Linked DNA regions of Homo sapiens: regions 1 and 2 are each linked to region 3. Evidence: chromatin loops called from intact Hi-C (ENCODE). Cell type or tissue: endothelial cell of umbilical vein. All regions are shown on one strand.

What was found. Peaks named below come from ENCODE experiments on the same cell type or tissue, not always from the same donor. Only the 100,000 strongest peaks of a DNase experiment are listed, where the experiment ranks them.
Region 1: it touches region 3 in a loop (5-fold over the local background); 2 of 110 quality-filtered maps call a loop at or near these places.
Region 2: it touches region 3 in a loop (4-fold over the local background); 4 of 110 quality-filtered maps call a loop at or near these places.

Annotation. Positions count from the first base shown.
Region 1 is chr1:190,751,675-190,759,674 of GRCh38, reverse strand. All of the region lies in intron 2 of LINC01720 (long intergenic non-protein coding RNA 1720), which reads right to left. Among named protein-coding and RNA genes, the nearest start is that of LINC01720, 130 kb to the right of the region's middle. In endothelial cell of umbilical vein, no CTCF peak of the experiment used is centred here; a DNase peak (open chromatin) is centred at 4,684.
Region 2 is chr1:190,630,022-190,638,021 of GRCh38, reverse strand. All of the region lies in intron 1 of LINC01720 (long intergenic non-protein coding RNA 1720), which reads right to left. Among named protein-coding and RNA genes, the nearest start is that of LINC01720, 9.1 kb to the right of the region's middle. In endothelial cell of umbilical vein, no CTCF peak of the experiment used is centred here; no DNase peak of the experiment used is centred here.
Region 3 is chr1:192,441,389-192,449,388 of GRCh38, reverse strand. No RefSeq gene overlaps it. Among named protein-coding and RNA genes, the nearest start is that of RGS21, 130 kb to the right of the region's middle. In endothelial cell of umbilical vein, a CTCF peak has its summit at 3,340 (motif pointing right); DNase peaks (open chromatin) are centred at 3,378 and 5,598; H3K27ac peaks cover 2,120 bases.

The DNA of each region.
Region 1 (8,000 bases), 1.7 Mb after region 3:
AAATTGCTGTTGTTACTTGCCAGTGAGAGGTTTATATCTGGCTAAGTTACTTAGCCCCTCTTAGCATCAGTTTTCTTTATATATATTTTAATGATGGTTATAATTTCCACCTAATAGTGTTGTTGTGAAACTTCAGTGAGATGTTTTCTGGTTGCCTGGCATGGAATATTTAGATAGTCAATGAATCTTATACTTCCCTCCCCAGGACTATAAGTCCTGATAAGTTTGCAAAACATAAAATAATAATAATAATAATAATAGTATTAATAATTTCAAAGTGGAACAAGCACTATATTCTCAATAAATATCACTTAACATTAACAAGTTAAAATATTTTTGAAATGAAATAAATGTTTAATTGGTATAAAAGGTAATAGAATACTTAAATTATTATTTATCAATCAATCAATTTTCCATTTTAAAAATTCAAAAATGTCTCATGAAAATTATGACTATTGGTATAAATTGCCCATAAATTATTGGGAAATTATGAATTTACACTGTTAATAATTGTGCCTTAAATACTGTCACTAAAACTATAATATAAAATATAATTTTTTTGTACTGGTCCTAAATTCATAGCTTTTACATTTGGATTAAAAACAATAAAAGTATGCATAAGCCTACACTAAGTAAATTCTTAAGTGAACACTACATAAATTCTTAATGGAACTTAAAATATTCATTCAGTATATACTAAATATTCAGTATAGAACCAAGGAAAGTAAACAAAGTTACGTTGAATACTTCTGCCTTAAAAGTTGTCATTAAAAAATGATTAGATAGATCAGTAGGGGGACTAGAGTTAACATTAATCTATTGTACATTTCAAAATAGTTAGAAGAGAATTTAAGTTTTCCTAGCTTTAAGAAAAGGTAAATATTGAAGTTGATGGATATCCCAATAACTCTGATTCCATCTTTACATATTATAAGAATGTGTCACCTAATCACATGTACCCCCAAAATATGTACATTTATTATCAATACAAACTTATAAAAATGAATAAATAAAAACAACTTTAAAATAAGCAATTGATAGACTTTTCAAAGGAATTTTTTCAAGATGAGGTATTCAATAAACATCACGTGTTCCTTAAATCTATAAGGTACAGATTGACAGAGGTTTTTGTATCTCAGAAAAAGACATACACAAATTATAGTCTGACACTACATTGAAAATAATATTGGCTGTGAAATCTGATGTATATTTGCAATGGAAATAACATTTTGATATTGGCAATGTTGTGAAACAAAAACATATCATATCTGTTCTCTAGCAAAGCCTCTCTACTCATCGAGAACAGGTATTGTATGTTCTCTCAATATTTTTGTCAATTTGTCCTAAATCCTAATCTAGATTACAGAGAGACTTTGTGGCACAGAAATTAAATCTGGCAATGTCTGAGTATAATTTTAAAAAAATCTCATACATAAATGAGGCAAAGACTTTCCTAGTGTATTTTTTTCTTTGATATTTCCCCCAGTTTGCTTAAACTGGCTCCTTATAGATATATTCCATGCAATGAGCACTTTATTTCTCTACAATGAGCATTTATCTTATGTCTTTATTCTTTCCCAGAGCTGAAATTAGTAGTGTGTACCATTCTCTAGTGTCGAAATTTCACTTCACATAAAACAGTTAAAAGTAGACATCCTAAAATGGAGAAGTAACACAGCAAAGAGTTATGAACATGGAAAAGAGTATTTCCTAATAACATTTGGTAAGTTTTTTCCCAATTGAAAACAACCAAAGCCTTTTTTTCTTCACAATTTGCTTGGAAAATATAGCTTGTTAATTAATTTGGCAATTACTTTTCAATCCTCTACTATAACACTCTAGAAGAGACACATAATATAAGCCACATATATGAATCACATATGTAATTGTATATGTTTTAGTAGCCACTTTAAAGATACATGTTTTAAAACAGGTAAAATTAATCTGAATTATATATTTTTGTTTAACATGAAATATTACCATTTTAACATGCACTCAATACAAAAATTATTACTGCGCTATTTTACTTTTTTTTGTATAAAGGCTTTGAAATTGTGCATTTACACTTCCATCTTAATCTTGATTAGGCATATTTCACTTCAAGTGGTCAATATGCTTTCTTGGACAAAAGTAGCCATGGTTGGACCAGAGTTAACAAGAAAGAAATTGGCAGAGAAAGAAATGAACATGACAGGCAGAGGCTAGATCGTGCAGAGTTCCATGGATCACATAAGGTGTTTGGATTTTATTCTGAGCATGACAAGAAAAAGTTAGCAGGTAAAGAAGAGAAGACTGATATGATGACTTGATTAGTCTGACTGCCATGTGCCTGTTTGACTGGAGTAGAAGATTGTAAATGTGATGGCAAAGAAATCAGTGAATTAATGCTATCTATAACACAAAGAGTCATCACTGTGGCTTCAAAATGATATGGCATCTCAAGAATCAAGCTACAGTTTGTAAATTAGGATTCCTAGCTTGGTTGTTCACAAATAAAAACATAGTTTCATGTATCATTACAAGTGTTACTGTATTAGTTAGGGTTCTCTAAAGGGACAGAACTAATAGGATATATGTGTAATATGAAAGAGAGTTTATTAAGGAGAATTGACTCAAACGATCACAAGGTAAAGTCCCTCCATAGGCCATCTGCAAGTTGAGGAGCAAGGAAGCCAGTGGTGATTCAAACCTCAAAAGTAGAGAAGCCTACAGTGCAGCCTTCTGTCTGTGGCCAAGGCCCAAGAGATCCTGGTAAACCACTGGCGTAAATTTCAAAAATCCAAAAACTGAAGAACTAGGAGTCTGATGTTTGAGGGCAGGAAGCATCCAGCATCGGGGAAAGATGAAGGCTGGAAGACCCAGCAAGTCTTCTCTTCCATCTTCTCCTGTCTGCTTTATTCTAGCCACCCTGGCAGCTGATTAGATGGTGCCCACCCTGACTGAGAATGGGTCTGTCTCTCCCAGTCCACTGACTCAAATGTTAATCTCCTTAACAACACCCTTACAAACATGCCCAGGAACAATACTTTCCATTCTTTGATCCAATCAAGTTGACATTCAATATTAACCATCAATATTACATATTCTTCTATTTCAAAAACTTAATAACACTTCTTATAAAAATTAAATTTTCTTTCAATCTCATTGTATAGTAGCTTTGGAAAATCCATATACAAGGCCAAATTATAACATTTTATAGACAACTTCTATGAAATATATAGATAGATGTTACTAAAATAAAATTGTAGCCATATTTATCTTATGAAAAGCACTTATTAAAATTTTTAATATTTTTCCAAACCTGTATACATGGTGTACAAGTGGTGTTAAATTATATTAATGCAATTTATAACATCAACATGTATGTTCAATTTGTTTCTGATTCTCTATTAACCCTGTAAACTGGGCAAAAATCTAAATCATTTTTCTTATTTTCCTGCACAAACATTATTCAAATGCTTGCTTCTTTCTGTAAATAATTTTAAATAAATTGGCCCACAAAACAAGAATTTGAATCCTAGTTTTAACACATAGTACTTATCCCTGTTATAATAAACATCTAACGTAATCATGGAGTATATGAGATAAAGAATTTTTTTTAGAAAAGGCTTGGAACATACTGTTTTAATGATAATTATATAACCATCAAGTTAATAATGCATAACTGACTAGCAAGTGATATGGATAATTTTAAAAAATAATATACTAGTGAATATAATGTAAAATAAAAAATGATTGTTGAGTGATATGGAGAGAAACATCTTAGAGTCAACAATTTACCTTAAAAATTCTGGTATATAAAAACTGAAAATGAACTTCTGTGATGATTAAATTTTGTGTCATCCAGATTGGTTTAAGAACAGGATGTTTACATATTTGATCAAACATGATTTCTGGGTGTGTCTGTGAGGGTGTTTCTGATAAGATTAGCATTTGAATCAGTGGACCGAGTATAGGAGTATAGTAGATTGTCGTTCTCAATGTGGGTGGAAATCATCTAATCTGAATAGATCAAAAAGGCAAAAGAGGTATAATGTGTTGTCTCTGCCTGTTTGAGCTTAGTCATTGGTCTTCTTCCACCCTTGGATTGGGACTTACACCACCATCAGCACTCATAGTAATTAGGACTTTATACTCAGACTGGAACTGCACCATCAGCTTTCCTGAGTCTTCAGCCCACAGACAACAGATTATTGTACTTCTCAGTCTCTATAAATGCATTAGCAAATTCATTATAATGAATCTTTGTAGATAAATAGACATACATACACATATGTGCTTGTGTATCTATACACATATATACACATATATGTACATAAACAAATACATACACACAGAGGGAGGGAATGAAATTTATAAGATATATAGATCCTGTTGGCTTTGTTTCTCTTGAGAACCCTAACTAGTACAGTTGTCTAAAAATTTTCTTCAGAAAAAGAATCTCTTGTAGAATAATAGGATTATAAAATTATAATCATATATGTGTCAATAATTCAAACATATGTATGTAAATAATATTTGAACATGTAGGCCTATATTTTCCCCAAATATACACATATACACAAATCTATGTTTCCACAAATTCTTCTCCAGAAGAGTTATCAAATATTCCAGTAGAAACTCTTCTTGATTCAATAAACTAACAAGCAATAGACTTTTCTGGGCATAGTTCCAAGTAAGTATGATAATGCTGATTTGAAAGATGAAGCCCTCTTGTGGAAAGACAGCTATATACTCATATATTTCCCAATGCCTCATGGAAAGGAAAAAATATCCTAAACATATCTCTTACTGTACTCATTAAATAGTGTGAAACGATTAGGGTAAATCATCATTCACACTGCACCTCACTTTGTTTGGCTTTGTTTATAGAATCTATTTAGAAGCTCTTGGAGAAAACATTTGCCAAATTTTTAATCACTTATCAAATTCCTAGCAAGTAGAGTGCTTTCAAATGCTAACAATCTATAAACATAGTTATAAAAAACAAACAAAATGATATAGAATCAAACTGACAACTGGATAAGCACTTCAGCTGCATTTGTTGGAATTATTCCCACTCTCAAATGCTTTCAACTTGAAAAAAAAAAAAAGCACTCTTCCCTTTTATTTGAGCTACTGAGCTAGAAAGGCCAGTCGTCTTAATATCTTACAATATCTTAAAGACTGAAGAATAATAACTGATAGAATTTGGCAGAAAATAATGCTTCTAATTTAACATATTTAGGAACCAATTGCCAGAGTAACAATTTAGAATGAGCATATAAAAATCGGAATTGCGACAACTGTAATTGGAAAAATTGTGTGTGCAAAAACTCACTAAAAAGTGATTACTTATATTAATCTACATTTACAGATCTATTTCTATAATTTTAATTATATGAGTATCATATAAGTGCACTGAAATAAAAACAAAACAAGCAAAGAACAATCATTTACACTTATGCATGAGCTTAAAAATAACAAGGAAATTGTGTATCATGAGATTATATATTATTTTCTATTTTGATTTTTGATAATATATTTTGATCCATTTTTGATGATTATGTGGTTATCACATGTTTTGCTCATTTCCTGATGATTATGAAGAATTTCACCCTATTGATTTTCACTATATTCTACTATATTCAGGATCATTTAATCATCATAATTTTGAATAAACATAGAAATGAAAATGTTGTCATGGTGTTTTGTAGAGAAGAAATAAACAATCATTAAAGGAGAATTTCATGGCAATTCTCTTTGGAAAATGAGAGAGTTCTAGATATGAATGATGTCCCTAAAAATGTATAGTCTCTTATGAAAATGGAAACATGTTTCAGAGAGCAATTATACCAATTTTGATCTATATTGTTTATTAATTATGTAATAAAGACTAAACATACAATCAAATACAGTAAAAGTACATATAAAAATAAACATTTAAATTATATTTCATGTAGTTTCATAAATCTCCCAGAACATAAGGAACACTGTAGATATCTTTACATACATTTAATGCAATTCCCAGAAACTATGATATATTTATATATGTGAAAGAGCAAATATGAAATGCACCATATATATTTTGATGGAACGTCAACTATGATCAACCTAGCTACAGTCTAGGGAGGCATTAGTAAATTTAGAATTCAGAACACCAAAATCGGATGGTATTTTTAACTTTGTGTTTTAACCCCTGTTCCAGTTGTGCCCTCAAACAGCTGAAAAATATTACAGGTTTAGGCTAGAATCCAAAGGAGCAAATTCTTAATCATAGATTTGGTGCTCAAAAGAAGCAGAAAAATTTTTCTTTTTCATTGAGATCACATTTAGAACAAGCCTGAGACCCCTTTGAATAAGTATCCAAACATGCCTGTCTCTTTTGTCTCTAACACCTATATTTCCCTTCTCCCTATTTTAGATTCCTGCATTCCCCCTGTTCCACACTTTTTGGTGTTTACATTGGTAGAGCTCAGTTTCAGTCCCTGAGTAAGTCTGAATAAAGTTAACAATTAAAAAAATAAATGTTTAACTACTATAACCATTATTTCTAAGATAATTACACATATTTTCTGATAAAAATCTACAATCATATGTAGCATGCCATCTAATGATGGATATTTCTAAAGATAAATGCAATAGTCATACTATCTGCAACAAATAAGAGTGGCTAAATATGTAGAGGAAGAAACTGATATATTCCTAGAGGCCTAGGAAATAGTCCTTAAAATAACTTTTCTGATGAACATTCAATCTATATATTCTGTTTGCATATATAATTACAAAATTTTCAAGATAAAGCTTTTATTTTTATATATTTTTAAACTCATCAAATATTTTATAGATAGCTATTACGATTTAGAATGAAGTGCTAGAAAAAATATTGACACAACATGGCACAGTATTTCTTGATACTGTCCAAATATAGACATACATTTCCACTGGTCTTAAATTTCCTACCAGTTGGTTCCACCTTAGGAATTTCAAACTGATTAAAGGGAGGAGCACAGTATTTCTTGAAATGTGGTGAGAATAAGAATTGGCACTGGGCAGGAGAAAAGTGTTGATATCACCATAGGAAGTATTTCACCTGCAATCACGAAATGTGAGCCTGTGGTATGTTAGGTATGGCTGAGATATTTGAGTTTTCGAGGATGAACAGATGGGAAATTTTTTTTTAAAAAATGTGGCAGAAGGGTACTGCACACATTCCTAATTTGGGGAAAATACTAAGATTATGGTTGTAAAAAGATGTATATATGTTTTTCTTTATATGAATCTATATATGAATCTCGATTCAGATTTTAAAATAAAACACTTCAATTTTTCCAAAGAATCTGCTGACTATATAAAATGTTGTCTCAGATCTAGACATTACTATTCACAGAGAATGATCCTCCTTACTAAATCCACAGATTGCTCTTCTGTCTAGTGAATATTCACCCTGCTAGCATGCAATATGAACCTTTCTAACTTTGCTTGACTATTGCTCCGCTGAACTACCAAGTCTTAGAATGTCAGTAAAGAGGAGCAATTTGTCCATATCTAGATCACTGAAGACATACTCAAAGGAAAACCAGGTATCGATATGGCAATTTTTTCTTACATTTGCTTCTAAACTCCATGACAGATAAAACTGATTTATCTGTCATGGAGTTTAGAAGCAAATGTAAGAAAAAATTGCCATATTGAAAACCTAGCCAGAATTGTTAGGTGACATTAGAAATTAGATTGAACTGCTGTAAAAACAAGGATTATTAGTCTCTATAGGCTCTGGGGATTCTCAGTGTTCTTATTTTCCAACTGGATGGCACAATTAGCTTCTGGATGAATAATACATAATTATATGTTGCAACCAACCCTGACACTTACTGTCCTATCCCTAGAATTGACACACCATTAGTAACTTTGGGAATTACTAGAAAACAACTTATCTATGGATTTATGTAAGCAGTTTGGCAGCAGCCTTGCATGACAATCCAGCGAAAATAAAATGGGTATATCAAATGTAATGCCCA
Region 2 (8,000 bases), 1.8 Mb after region 3:
TTGTTAAAGTTTTTTGTTTACTTTTATTCATTAAGTTTAATCAATAATAATAGTTTATATTAACCTGATTTTTCAAATGAAAACGCTAACTTCTAACATATTTTGCTATCGACTAACAAATACGAATGATGATTAAAGTCCACTGATTCAGAAGTGAACTATAGTTTACACTTTAGTCATATGAATTGATATGTTACATGAAACTGTTTTCTAGTAAATCTATTTTCAAGCAGGTTGCTAGTTAAATTTTTAAGAGAGGTTTGATATAAAAGGGTAAGAAAGAAACAACTGACTGGCTTAGTAGATATCAACATGAAAAAATACTGCTAGATAAAAACATATTTAGCAAAGATTTGAAAAATGTATGAGGTAGAAGTTGATATTCAGACCAGACTGAATTTTAGTAAAACAATTATTTGTTTTGAAAAAAAACACAGATCAGAAATCTGGATTTCATAATGTACTGGCACTTAGACCAGAATTTTATTAACACTACAAAACAAGTTTATCTTCAGGAAGATTTCACGCTTTCTTCTTGAAAAGAGAACTACACATCCACAGAAAGGAGAACTAATGATTTGGAGAGAAATAAGGTATTTAGTGGAGAATATTTAAGTTATTAAGCTTGTAAGACTTTCACTATGCCTGTAGATGACAGGACAAGAAAGAAACCCAAAATGGAATCAGATTTCTTCCTTTATAATCACTTAACATATAATTTAGATTAAGTCATTTTAAGTAAAGAACAAATACTATTCTGAAATAAACAAAGAAGCAAGGTCAAATTTGATCATATGAATTGATAAGACAATGGATGAAGTTTTGCCATTAAGAATCCTGGTAAGACCTTTTTATGTATAGAAATGCCACAGGTAAACTAAAGGTTTGAATACAGGAAAGTGTTATACTGGTCAATTGACTCAAATCTGTGTTAAAAATTATTAAGAAGCCTATCCGTGCTTCCAACTCATATTGACAAGCCTTACTCTTGATGTAAAGAAAATTAATTCTTATATACCCGAGTAGTTATACTAGTAATTTTTAAGCAAAATTATTTGACTGAATGATAATTGGCTACAAATAAAAAGACATAGTTCAATTAAATCAATTTTGACTTAATAAAAATAAGGTACACTATATACTTGACATATGGAGTTTGTGATAAATTATGGGTCAAGACATTAATTTAATATGTTCTATTCTTTACCTCTGAGGCAAATATCACATATAGTAGCATTTAAAAAAAATGGACATACTGCATAATATATTAATATTAGATGTATTTTAAATATCAAATTAATACTTTAATATGTATAATCAAAATAGTTTGTTTAATTATTTTCATGAGTAAGGCAAAGGTAAACCATTAGATTTTATTTTAAATATCAAATTAATACTTTCATATGTATAATAAAAATAGTTTGTTTCATTATTTTCATGAGTAAGGCAAAGGTAAACCATTAGATCTTTGTATCATAAGATTATAACTTGTAATAAAATAATTAAGGTCATTGAAGATGTTTTAGAATTTCATAGTTATTTACTTTCAAATAATTATTATGTGAGTAGGTTGTGCAAATGATAATACAGTTCTAGTAGAATATTAAAATGACTATTGTCTATGGTAATTATTATGGAGTGTGATTAAGTTGAGTTTGAAGTGGTATTGTTTGCAAATATATGGTTTATGATATAACCAATAGAAAGATACATTAATTAGAATTACTAAGAGCAGTTTCATATTTATTATAAATTTCAAATAAAATATTGAGAAAAAAGTTTACTTTTCTGTTCTGATTATTTTATAGTTAGTAAAAGGGATCTGCAAAACTAGTGGATTTCTTTCAAACATGAAATGTCTAACAAAGACATTTTAAAATATTTGTATTAAACCATAAAAATAAAATACTTTTAGATCTTCTGACATATGCCTTGCCATGCATCTGTGTATAAGAACATTTTCTCCTCTTGTTAAACACATGTAAAACAAATATTTAAAAGTAAAATAAATGAAAATCATTTGTATAATTTCTAATTTATGACTGTGTATGCAAAGGAAATTATTCTAATTCCTGTCTCAGAAAATTACAAATGATGGACTAGAAAATAAAGCAGACCATTTACACTGGCAGAGAAACAGAATGTGTCTTCTAACTATATATCAGCAAGTATTTTTATTTCAGATACTGAAAGAATATGATAGAGACGGAGGGGAGGGAGAAAGGTGGCCAAATAGAGGCATCCACCAATTGTCTTCCCCATAGGAACATCAAATTTGACAGCTATCTACACAAAATAGCACCTTCATAAGAACCAAAAATCAGGTGAGCAATCAGAATACCTGGTTTTAACTTCACACTGCTGGACATGGCACTGAAGAGGGTAGGAAAAACAGTCTTGAAGCACTTACATCACAACTTCCTCATCCTCTAGCAGTGGCCCAGTAGCATGCAGACAGAATCTGTGCACTTAGGCGACAAAGAGTTCAGCAATTGCGGGAACTCAGTGCTATTATCATGGGGCAAAATTTGGAGGGAGCCCACAGAGGGAGCATTTATGCCAGCTCTAACCAGAGAGGATCAACCTATCCAAGAAACTGGAACGTAAGTTTTGGCAAACCTCGTTGCCATGAGCTACAGTGCTCTGGGATTCTAAATAAGCTTGAAAGGCTGTCTAGGCCACAAGGACTGCAATTCCTAGACAAGTCATAGTGTCATACTGGGCGTGGAGCCGGTGAACTTGTGGGGCATGTGACCCAGTGAGATGTGAGCAGTGACAGTTTAAAAAGGGCTTGCACCACTACTCCCCCAACCCTGGCAAATCAGAACACAGCTCTGAAATACAGCCCTTCCTTCTGCTTGAGGAGAGGAGAAGGTAGAGTAAAGAGGACTTTGTTTTGCAACTTGGATATTACTTCAGCCACAGTAGTATAGGGCACTGGGAAGAGTTGTTAGGACCCCATTTCATGTTCTAGCTCCCAAATGATGTTTCTAGATACATTCTGAGCCAGAAGGGACATAACTGCCTTGAAAGGAAGGACTCAGTCTTGGTGGGATTTATCACCTGACTGAAGAGTTCTTGGGTCTTGAATAATCAGCAGTTGTAATTAGTTAGTACAAACCATGGGTCTTGGGTGAGACTCGGAGGTGTGTAGGCTTCAAGTGTGACCCAGCATATTCACAGCTGTGGTGGCTGTTAGGAAAGACCCCTCCTTCTTGAGAAAATAAGAGGGAAGAATAAAGGGAACTTTGTCTTACAGTTTAGGTGCCAGCTTGGCCACAGTGAGAAATAATACTAAGTGGGCTCTTGGGGCCTCCAATTCCAGGCCTTGGCTCTTGGACAGCATTTCTGAACCTACTCTGGGCCAGAGACTAGCCTACTGCCCCAAAGAGTGAATGTGTCACTGGGTCACATGCCCCACAAGTTTACTGGCTCCAAGCCCAATACGGCACTAGAACTTGCCTAGGAGTTGCAGTCCTTGTGGCCTAGAGAGCCTTTCAAGTTTATTTAGAACCCCAGAGCACTGTAGCTCATGGAAATGAGGTTTGCTAAAACTTAAGTTCCAACCACTGGGATAGGTGAGTCCTCGCTGGTTAGGGCTGGCATAAATGCTTCCTCTGTGAACACAGGTTGAGTTCTGCCCAGTGATAGCAGGCCTAGCAACATTCACCACAACCTGACTGAAGAGACCTTGGGCCCTAAGCAAACATCAGCAGTACCTTGGCAGTAGTCCACATGGGCCTGAAGTGGTGATAGACACAAGCGGAGACTTCACTGCCTGAGGAAATGGGAGAGAAGAGTTGGAAGAACTTTGTCTTGTGATTTTGATGTCAGCTTAGCTGCAGTGAAATAACACATCATGTGTTTTTTTTGGGTATCTGACTTCAGGTACTGGCTCTCAGAGAGCATCTCTGGATTTGCCCAGGACCCCAAGTCCATGGCACTTTCTGCCATGAGGGAAGGACATAAAGACTTCTGAATAGCTTTTGCTACCAGCTGATCATACAGCCCTAGGGTCTTCAGCAAACACAGCTAGTAGCCAAACGGTGGTTACAACGGGCTTTGGGCGAGACTCAGTGCTTTACTGACCTCAGGTCTGACCCAGCACAGTCCTAGTGGTGGTGGTCACAGGGGTAATTTTGTCACCCCACACCCAGCTCCAGGCAGGTTGGCACACACAGAGAGAGTTTCCATTTAGGGGGAGAAAGTAAGGAAATAGAACAAGAGCCTCTGCCTGGTTATCCAGAGAATTCTGCCAGATTGTATCCAAGACCACCAAGGTAGTACCTCTACAAGTCTGCAAGAACTACATTAATGGGCTTGAGGTGCCCTCTACTGTAGATACAGCTGCAGTGACCAAAAACTTAGATCACAACACCCAAGTCCCTTCAAATACCTGCAAAGCCTTCCTAAGAAGGAAGGGTACAAACAAGCCAAGACTGTGAAGACTACAGTAAATGCCTAACTCTTCAATACCCAGCCACCAGCAAAAATCCACAACCATGAACACCATCCAGAAAAAGATAATCTTACCAAATGAATTAAATAAGGCACAACGGACCAATCCCGGAAAGCAGAGATATGTTACCTTTCAGATAGATAATTCAAATAGCTGTTTTGAGGAAATGCAAAGAAATTCAAGAAAACACAGAGGAGGAATTGAGAATTTTATCTGATAAATTTAACAAAGGGATTTAAATAATTAGAAAGAGTCAAGTGGAAATTCTGGAGTCGAGAAATGTGATGAACATACAGGGTCTCTTAATAGGAGAATTGATCAAGCAGGAGGAAGAATTAGTCAATTTAAAGACAATCTCTATGAACATACACAATCAAAGGAGACAAAAAAAAAAAAAAAAGAACAAGAAACAATGAAGTACACCTACAGGATTTAAAAACGTAGCCTTAAAAGGGCAAATGTAGTAGTTATTGACCTTAAAGTGGAGGTAGAGAAAGAAACGGTGGTAGAAAGATTAGTCAAAGGAATAATAACATAAAACTTCCCAAAACTAGAGAAAAATATCAATATTGAAGTAAGAGAAGATTATAGAACACCAAGCAGATTTAACCCAAAGAAGACTATGTCAAGGCATTTAATAATCAAACTCCCAAAAATCAAAGATAAAGAAAGGATCCTAAAAGCAACAAAAGGAAACAAAACAAAACAAAACAAATAATATAGAATGGAGCTCCAGTACTTCTGGCAGGAAACTTTTCAGTGGAAACTTTACAGACCAGAAGAGAGTGACATGACACATTTAAAGTGCTGAAGGAAAAAATAATCCATTTACCTTACAATAGAATATCTGGCAAAAAAAATTCTTCAAACATGAAGGAGAAATGAAGACTTTCACAGACAAACAAAAGCTGAGGGATTTCATAAACACCAGGCCTGTCCTACAAAACAATGCTAAAGGGAGTTCTTCAGTCTGAAAGACAAGATGGAGCAATAAGAAATTATTTAAAGGTATAAAAGTCATGGGTAATAGTAAGTGCAGATAAAAATACAGAAAATTATAATACAGTAATTGTGGTGTTTAAATCACTCATATCTTGAGTAGGAAGATGAAAGATAAACCAATCAAAAACATTAACTATTAATACAACAACTTTTTAAGACAGCACAGTAAGACATAAAAAGAAACAACAAAATGCTAAAATGCGGGGAGATGAGTTTAAAATATGGAGTTTTTATTTGCTTTCATTTTGCTTGTTTGTTTATTTATGCAATCAGTGTTGACTTGTCATCAGTTTGAATAATGGGTTATAAAATAGTATTTGCAAGCCTCATGGTGACCTCAAATAAAGAAAAAAACATACAACGGATACAAAAAATAATATAAATAAATTAAAACATAACACCTGAAAAAAAATTACCTTTACTAAAAGAAAGACAGGAAGGAAGAAAATAAGGGAGAGAAAGAAGACCAGAAAACAACCAGAAAGCAAAGAAGAAAATAAAAGGAGTAAGTCCTTACTTATCCAAAGTAACATTGAATTTAAATGGATTGAATCCTCCAATCAAAAGACATAGAGTGGGTGGCAAAATGAACCACAACAACGAAAAAAGAACCATTTATCTGTTGCCTCAAGAAACACACTTCACCTGTAAGGACACACAGACTGAAAATAATGGGATGGAAAAAAAGATATTCTATGCAATTAGAAACCAAAAAGGAGCAGGAATAGCTATGCTTATAATGAACAATATAGATTTCAAGATAAAAACTATCAAGGCTATTATATAATGATAAAGGGATCAATACAACAAGATGATATAACAATTGTAAATGTATGTGCAACCAACACTTGGAACACCTAGGCATACAAAGCAAATATCATTAGAGCTAAAGAGAGAGAAAGACCCAAATACAATAATATCTGGAGACTTCAACATCCCGCTTTCAGTATCGGACAGATCATCTGGACAGAAAATCATCAGACTTAACGTGCACTGTAGGCCAAATGGACTTAGTAGATATTTACAGAATATTTCATCAAATGGCTACAGAATAAACATTCTTCTCCTCATCACATGGCTAATTTTCAATGATAGGTGATATGTTCAACCATAAAGCAAGTCTTAAAATATTCAAAAATATTGAAATAACATCAAGTATTTTCTTTGACCACAATGGAATAAAACTAGAAATTAACAACAAGAAAAATTTTGGAAACTATAAAACACAAGAAAATTAAATGATATAAACCTAAATGACCAGTGGGTCAATGAACAGATTAAGAATAACATTTTTTTAAATGTTGAAAAAATATTATAATGAAAACACCATGTACCAAAATACATGGGATACCACAAAAGCAGTAGAAAGAGGGAAGTTTATAAGTGCCCACATCAAAAAAAAAAAAAAAAAAAGAAAAAAGAAAAAACCTAATAGCCAACCTAACGTTCATCTGAAAGAACCAGAAAAGCAAGAGCAAACGAAATGCCAAGCTAGTTGAAGAAAAGAAATAATAAAGAACAAAGTGGACATAAATAACATTGAAACAAAGAAAAATACAAAAGGTCGACTAATTGAAAACTCTTTTTTTAAGAAGAAAATAAATGAGAGAGAGAGAGAGAGAGAAGACCCAAATAAATAACATAAGAGATGAAAACAGAGACATTAGTGCTGTTAGTGCAAAATTTCAAGTGATCATTAGAGGCTACACTATATGCCAATAAATTGGCATACCGTTGCTCATATTAGTCTCTAAAGAGGAAATGGATAAATTCCTCGACACATACAAGTGAACTGTGAAGAAATTCAAACCTGAACAAACCAATGACAAGTAATGAGATCAAATCCATAATAAAATGACTCTAGCAAATAAAAGTCAAGGACCCAGTGGTTTCACTGCTGAATTTTATCAAATATTTAAATAACATATGCCAATCCTACACAAACTATTCCAAAAAACAGAGGCAGAAGGAATACTTTCAAACCCATTCTATGAGGCCAGTATTACCCTGATATCAAAACTAGACAAAGACACATAAAACAAAAAACTACAGGCCAATATCTCTGTTGAACATTTATGCAAAAATCCTTAACAAAATACTAGCAAAGAAAATTCAAAAATATATTAAAAGATTCTTCATCATGACCAAGTTGGAATTATCCCAAGGATGCAAGGATGGTTCAACATAGGCGTATCAATCAGTGTGATATACTATATCAACAGAATAAAGGACAGAAAACAATATGATCATTTTAATTGATGTTGAAAAATTATTTGATAAAATTCAACACCCTGTCATGATAAAAACTCTAGAACTTAAAGTATAATAAGAATATATATTTAAAAAAACTGTAAAAAAACCTGGGTAAAGAATGAACATACATCAGCATAATAAAAGCCATACCTGACAGACCCAAAGCTAGTATCATACTGAATGAGGAAAAACTGAAAGGCTTTCTTCTAAGATTTGAAACATGACAACGATGTCCACTTTTATCACTGTTATTCAACATAGCATTGAAAGTTCTAGACAGAGCAAT
Region 3 (8,000 bases):
TAGGAATGGGCTCCTGAGTTATAACAGTTGAAATCTATGAGGAAAATTTGTAGATGAGATATTGTTCAAGAAAATTCAAGTAGAAGACAGTAACTGGCAGTAGGGAAATCTGAATGAAAGAAAAAAGTTAGTGACTTTAATATAGAAATAGTGACAGAGAAGCCAAAACCTAGTTCAGACGAAGAGATAAGGAGTTCATTATAGACCTTTTAAGTCTGAGGTTGGGGCAGAACTGTTAAAAACATGGGGAGCAGAGAGTGGAAATGTCATGTGAACATCAGGGGAAGGGTCAGGCATGACAAGAGAGTTTGGTATCACTCGCCCTCATAGGCATTATGATGGGACGAGAGTAAAATCCCATAGGAGGATTGGAAAATCAGAGGAACACAAAAATCGTTCATATTTCACAGGTGGCTCAAAATTTGCCTTTTACGACTCTCCTTTTCATTCGCTTTTCCCCTTTCCTGCCATTTAATATCTTCTCTTAATCACTCTTCCAAAACCTATTTATTGTTTCAGTCCCTCTGGAATGACACTCGCTATTTCTAATTTTCTTCTATACAGCTGAGATTTTGCGTATTCTATTCCTCGTGACTGAAATGTTCTACTCTTCTTCTCTTGGGCTATTCTTCTAGGTCCTTCAAAACTGAGGTAATATTTTTTTCATCCTCTCTATAGCCTTCTCTAATTTTACCAGTAATATTTTTTTTATTAACACTTTGTGTGTATAAGTTACATAAGTGAAAGTGTGATTTCATGTTTAGTTTGTTGTCTCTCCAACTAGATAGTAAGTTACCCCTAATATGTTAATTGATTTATAATCACAGATGTTTGACAGACTTATTGAATAAATGAATGAGTATTTCCCTCATATCTGTGTCAGTACTCATGCTCTAAGCCTCCAGGGTGTCATCTGAAAATGCATGAAAATGTTTTGTTTTCTAATAAAGGCTGATAAATCCTGCTGGTATTTGACACATAAGACCCAGGAATGCTAAATATTCTGCAATGTATAAGACACTGCTTCACAGTGAATAATTATTTCTTTCTAAATGTCAAAAATGGATGACTGGGAATGCTGATCTAAGGAGTGCTAAGTAGCCACTACCAAGTAAGGCAACTGAAGTGGGCAAAGTCTTCCTCAATTGACAGCATAGTCTGGTATGTCCCTACTTGAGAGGCAGAAACAGGTGTGTGGTAGTTTTTAAGTACTCTGGGCAAGAGAGAAAAACACTGGGGGTAGGGAGTGATAAAGGAATTTTAAATGAGTTCTGCTCTTGATACTATCATTAAATGACACCAGTATGCTCTTTTTTACTCTAAAATGACAATTATACAATTTGATTAAACATTGGAAAAGATGGTACTGCAGATCTCAAAATAATCAACTGCTTGTTTAAATTCTTAGCCTCTTGACAGTTGCAAGAAGAGGCAGTCAATATAATTTTTTAACATCCTCAGGATAGTGAAAGTCCTCAAGAAGTGTTTTCTAATTAAAATTGTTTTGATTCCTTCTGAAATATAATTATTTAATGTATTTGTGTTGTAACAAAATTATATTGAATCAATGTCAGATGATCCCAAGAGCCAAAGAAAAATGAAAGAAAAAATGTTTTCTGTTTCATGAATTGTCTTAATTTGGATAGAATCATAGGATTATTCCATGGAATTTCATTGTCTTTTCACAGAGTTGTTTACCCAGTACCCCGTCAGACCTGCATATTTACTAAGTGGCTTTCTATGGGGCTATTTCCTATCCATTCATTATGCATCTTCCCAAGTTCAAGGCAAAGGTTTTTCCCCACTCTGAAGTCATTTAGTAAAAACACAGTATGAGCCAAAACAGCCTGTTTCTAAGAAGTCTATTATATGGTATCTCACAGAAAGACGGAACTGCTCTCAAGAGCACTATGAGAAGTGGGATATGCAGTCAGTGGTCCACTCTTGTGTGCCATAGGATTTCTGACGTGTGAGTGCAGAGAAATGATCTACCTCCTAACAGTGCTGAACCATTGTTGCTGTGGCACTCTGGAAAATTCAGTGAGAAAAATAATTCATTGTATAGCCTTTTTCCAGGAACTGCTTCTAAAGCTTTCTCAAACAGATGATATCATTCAGCTGGTCACCAAAAGGTGACTTTTTTAAAAAAAAATCTGCTACAAAGATGATAAAATACAGATATGTTCTCACTTCTAGAAAGGGTAATGTAACAATATATTGTGTCTGTATCTCAGCCCTAGGCCTGTCTTCAAAATACATACCAGAAATTAAGCCCCTTAAAAATGTCCACTTATTATTTGTTTTGTAAACCTAGTGGCGAATGATATTTCCGATCCCAATATAATGTTTAAGAAATAGTTGTTGAACAGATGCTGGGGTATAGTATTTTTTAAATTTTATTTTACTTTAAGTTCTGGGATACCTGCGCAGAACGTGTAGGTTTGTTACACAGGTATATGTGTGCTATGGTGGTTTGCTGCACCTATTTGACCCATTCTCTAGGTTTCCTCCCCTCGCCCCCACTCCCCAACAGGCCCAGTGTGTGTTATTCCCATCACTGTGTCCCTGTTCAACTCCCACTTATGTGTCATTGTTCAACTCCCATTTATGAGTGAGAACATGCGGTGTTTTGTTTTATGCTTCTGTGTTAGTTTGTTGAGAATGATGGCTTCCAGCTTCATCCATGTCCCTGAAAAGAACATGATCTCATTCCTTTTTATGTCTGCATAGTATTCCATGGTGTACATGTGCCACATTTTCTTAATCCAGTCTATCATTGATGGGCATTTGGGTTGGTTCCAAGTCTTTGCCATTGTAAATAGTGCTGCAATAAACATACGTGTGCATGTGTCTTTATAGTATAATGATTTATAATCCTCTGGGTATATACCCAGTAATGGGATTGCTGGGTCAAATGTTATTTCTGGTTCTAGATCCTTGAGGAATTGCCACACTGTCTTCCACAATGGTTGAACTAATTTACATTCCCACCAACAGTGTAAAAGTGTTTCTTCTTCTCCACAGCCTCACCAGCATCCATTATTTCTTGGCTTTTTAATAATCACCATTCTGACTGGCGTGAGATGGTACTTCACTGTGGTTTTGATTTGCATTTCTCTAATGATCAGTGATGTTGAGCTTTTTTTCATGTTTGATGGCTGCACACATGTCTTCTTTCGAGACGTGTCTGTTCATATCCTCTGCCCACTTTTTGATGAGGTTATTTTTTTCTTGTAATTTTTTTTAAGTTCCTTGTAGATTCTGGATATAGTATTTTTAAAGTTTTCTACAGCAAATTAAAAAAATATTTACCGGGACAGTGTCATATGAAAAGAAACCACAAGGTGGCGCCAGAGTACCTAAAGTTACTGTACTGTTTTATTCTCTTCTAAGAAAACGATAGGGTAATGTTCTTTTAAAGGATATTTTTAGATTTTCATGTAAATGACTTAAAAACAGGATTAAAAATTTAAATTTCAAATATTTTCTGGGTCTGGGTACTATTTTGCTGTCAAATGTGAGAGCACACCTGGTAAGCATTTTAAACGACTAAACTGAGGAGCAAATCAGAAAGGGAGGGCCGAAGAAGGGATGTGTGATCATAGCATTCCAGAGGCTGATGAAAATGTGACTACTTTGCTCTAAACAACACAAAATCCATATATGTATCTATTGACGTGTGTATATGTATGTATATACAGACAACCATTTATTGTGTATATTGATTTTATAAATATATTTACGCATATTATGGATGTGTGTCATGTATAAAACATATAGTAGTATCTGTAATATATGTCATATGTAATGTTATCTATATATCATATAGCACACACACACATGAACCCACACAAAGCAGTAGATTATTTTCTTCAGAGAAACCTTGCTGGGTTATTCTGTGTCTCCACGCCTTTCCTGGAATTGCTCCCTGTCGCACATTCCTGTTCAGAGGCCACTCAAAAATTCCTTCCTTACTAAAGCACTTCCTGATGCCTGCCCAGGTAAAACCTGTTACTTGCTCTATAGTTTGTGCCCCATTGTTTCCTTACACAGTTTTATATCAGCATCTATGCCTTTTCAGTGGACATATTTATTTTCTAACCTGCCATATTTTATTTAATTGTACATCCTTTGAGGAAAGAACTGTATCTTGTTTGCTTTTGCCTCTGAGAGCCTGGCACATAATGGGAATCTAAGAAATGCTTCATGAATGAATGTCAGGCATTTCATACTGACAGAGGAGAATGAAAAAAAAAAGCCACACAGAACACAGAATGTACTTTAAATAATGGTCCCAAAGTGAGCATTTTCTAGTTAATATTGTTATCAATCACATTTGATCAATAACAGTGAGTATAAATTCATCATTAACTTGCTAATATCACGAATGTGAATATTATCATGAAATGATTACTATTCTTCCTATTTCTTGGGGTGTGGAGTAAAATAATTTTAATAGATTAGAGAGATAAACATTATCTTAACCACTTTGCATATTAACATTAACTTGTACTTGCAAAACTCTCCATCTCCTCACTCACCGCATCTATAAACTGAACCAAATAAAATTAGACTCAACACTGATCTTTCCATACGCTGGTTGGCACTCCCTCATCAGCTAGAAGTTTAAGTTTTAAGTTTTTTAAACCCCCTGTTTACAAACCTTCTGCTTATTTCCAAATAATGCTGCAATGCTAACATCTGAGCCAACAAGACTTACTTTTCAAGAACCAAATGCTCAGCTAAATAAAGACACAGTATCTTGGAGTTATGTGGGTTAATGAACACTTTTGTGAGTAGTTTAGTTTCTTCGAAGGAAAAATGTTTCAGATAAATAAATTTGTATTGTATAAAATTGGAATAATATTTTCAATGGCAACATTGTAACAAACAGTGTTTAAATTTCCATTGTAAAGCTGGAAAATGGAATTGACTGAGATCTCATTTCTGCTACATATCAATATGCTAAAATAACCCATACACACACTCACACCTGCACACACTTTCTATCTCCACTAATTAAGATCTTAAATGAGTTGAGATTAAAGACAGGTAATGATAATGCATTCTGACCAAACACAAAGTCTCCCATGATGTTCACTGGACAAACTGAGAGGCAGCATAGAATCTGGGCACTGCAGCTCTAACTGCCATTTTCATGGACTTTTTCATGTTTTCTGACTTAAAAAATGAGCTATTTAACATTGAAAGTCTAGAAGAGATATGAACATTTTCTGTGTCTTCAAAGGTGATCTTTATTCTTCCCAGGAATATGAGAAAAACTGTTTCTCCTTCACAATCTATGTAGATTTTGTAGAAAGATATTTAAAAAATATAGATAGTAGAATCCTAAATCTATGCATATAAACCATTGCTCTAAACATGCACAATGCTAACTGCCACACATTTATTCTTTGCAGAAACAATCCCATGCATACTCTCCTCTCTGTATCTCTCCTTTATTTCCTCTCCCATCCAGGAACATACATACATATTTTGGTTATTTCTTCCATACTTTATGTACTCTTTTAAAATCCAGTTTTCTGTGCATGAGTCATGTATCACTTTGATGAATCATTTCCACAAACCTTTAACAATACAAATCTGTTTCTTTTATTAACAAAGTGTTTCAGATACCTTACTTCCAGAATAGAGGACAAATGGGTGATTTGTGAAAGTTCCCTCTCTTTCATTACACTACTTTTTGTTCTCTCTGCCTATACCTTTGGCTGGTTTTCTGATTAATACAATGTTAGGCACCCAGGGGCCACTTATTGAAAGTCTGATTAATGAATAAATGCACCATTTGCCCAGTTGTTGAATTAAAGATTTTGAGATAAGAGCAGTTGTCACATATATGTGTTTTGACTTCTTACATTGTTTACAGAAATCTCAAAATATGGGTTATTTTATATATTCTTTTCATGTTTATTCAGTGCCTACCAGAATTTTCTTACCCAAAGGATGTATAATAATGCTGTCTTTACAATTTCCAATTCTGTAATTGTGTTTGAATGGTGGCTCTATCATTTATTAGCTGTATTAATCATTTTATTTTCAGGCTGGGTTCCCTTTGTAAAATGCAGAGAATAATAACTGGCTAATAGGTTTCTCTAGAAGATTAAATGAAATTATATGATAAAAACTGTTAACGAACTTTATCCAGTCATTTATTGCTGCTTAATAAACCACTTTTAAAATTTAGTGGAATAAAATGCAAACTATTGTATTATGCTCATAGATTCTGTGGTTTAGGAACTGGGGATATCTGGTACCTCAGCCCAGAAGGCTCAAATAGCCAGGGATGCATCAAATGCTGGTGGTGTAATCATGTGCAGAGTTCCTTATATACACACGTAGTTGTAATGACTTGAATAGCAAGCTCCTCTGTGGTGTCCACTGGGGATTACACATGTGTTCTCTCCACTTGGTGTGTGCTTCTTGCAGCATGGTGACTGGGCTCCAAGAGGGAGTATCTTCAGAGAGGGTATGTGGAAAGCAAGCATTCCAAACAACGAGGTAGAAGATGTGTGGCTTTTCTGACCTAGCCTCAGATTTCACAGGAAGTCACTTTCCCTATGTTCTTTTAGTTACCAGCTGTTCACTACATCCAGCCTAGATGCCAAGGAAATGGGAACTAGACTTCATTTAAGAATGGGCAAGGTCACATTGCAGGAGGACCTATGGGTGGAAGATATTTTTGTGGTCATCTTTGTAAAATGCAATCTGTGTAAATAGTGCTTGGCATATACTAAGTGATCAAAAACATTTTGCTATTACTGTAAAGGGTCCTATATAATTATAGTGTATACTTACGGATATATATATATTTGAGATGCAGTCTTGCTCTGTTGCCCAGGCTAGAGTGCAGTGGTGCAATCTCTGCTCACTGTAACCTCCACCTCCCAGATTCAAATGATTCTCCTGCCTCTGTCTCCTGAGTAGCTGGGATTACAGGTGTGTGCCACTGGGCCCGGCTAATTTTTATATTTTTAGTAGAGACGGGGTTTCACCATGTTGGTCAGGCTGGTCTTGAACTCCTGACCTTGTGATTCTCCTGCCTCGGCCTCCCAAAGTGCTGGAATTACAGGCATGAGCCACCGCACCCGGCCTACTTATGGATGCTTTTGCATTTGTAGTCTGAGAAATAGGCTCTGAATTTAATAAGAACTCCGAATTCATCACCTGGGACAGTGACTTACATACCTGGCTCTCAGTCATTATTCGTTGAATGAATATGAATGTTTTGGTGACTGAACTAGTTCTATCTCGTGATCACACATTTGAGTTATTGATCTTCAGTGTAACCTGACACCCTTTCCTGGAATGAGCTAGAAGAGTTTGTCCACTGAGATGACTGGAACATGTAGTTTCGTGTTTCTTATAAGGTGAGACAATGGTGCCCAGTTCTAGCCGGGTGCCTTCCCCTTATCTTTGGGTAACTTATGGCAACATTGTGAAGATGTTTCAGCCCTTTGAGGTTAGGAGGGACAGAACGTTTTCTTGTTTGGGCAATTTTTTATGTATATGTGTTGTAACTTTATCTTAGTTTTCTTTGCCATTTCCTCATCTTAACTTGCCTTCCTCTACGACTCAGTCCTTGCTTTTGTTTTATTTGCTACTTAAACTTCCTGCCTTAGTAATCTTATCCAGTAACATGACCTTAAAAACCTGTCTGTGTGTATCTGCCTATCATTCTGCCAATCAATCAATCAATTGATCTATCAAAAACTGTCACATACACATAATTTCTAGTCCAGGCTGTCTACTCTACATCTTCACTTGTCTATGTAATAGCAATCTTAAATTTCACGTTTCCAGAGATAGATTTTCTGATTTTCCACCGCCCTCAGGAACCCATCAACCTGCATCCAGAGACCTCCTTCCCCTTCTGTCTTTATATTTTCAGTTGCTCTAGTTGAAAATTGTCTCATTATTTCTGCCTTCTCTTTTTCTCCTACTGTCTGATTCAATATGCATGGTAATTCTCTTGGCTCTGC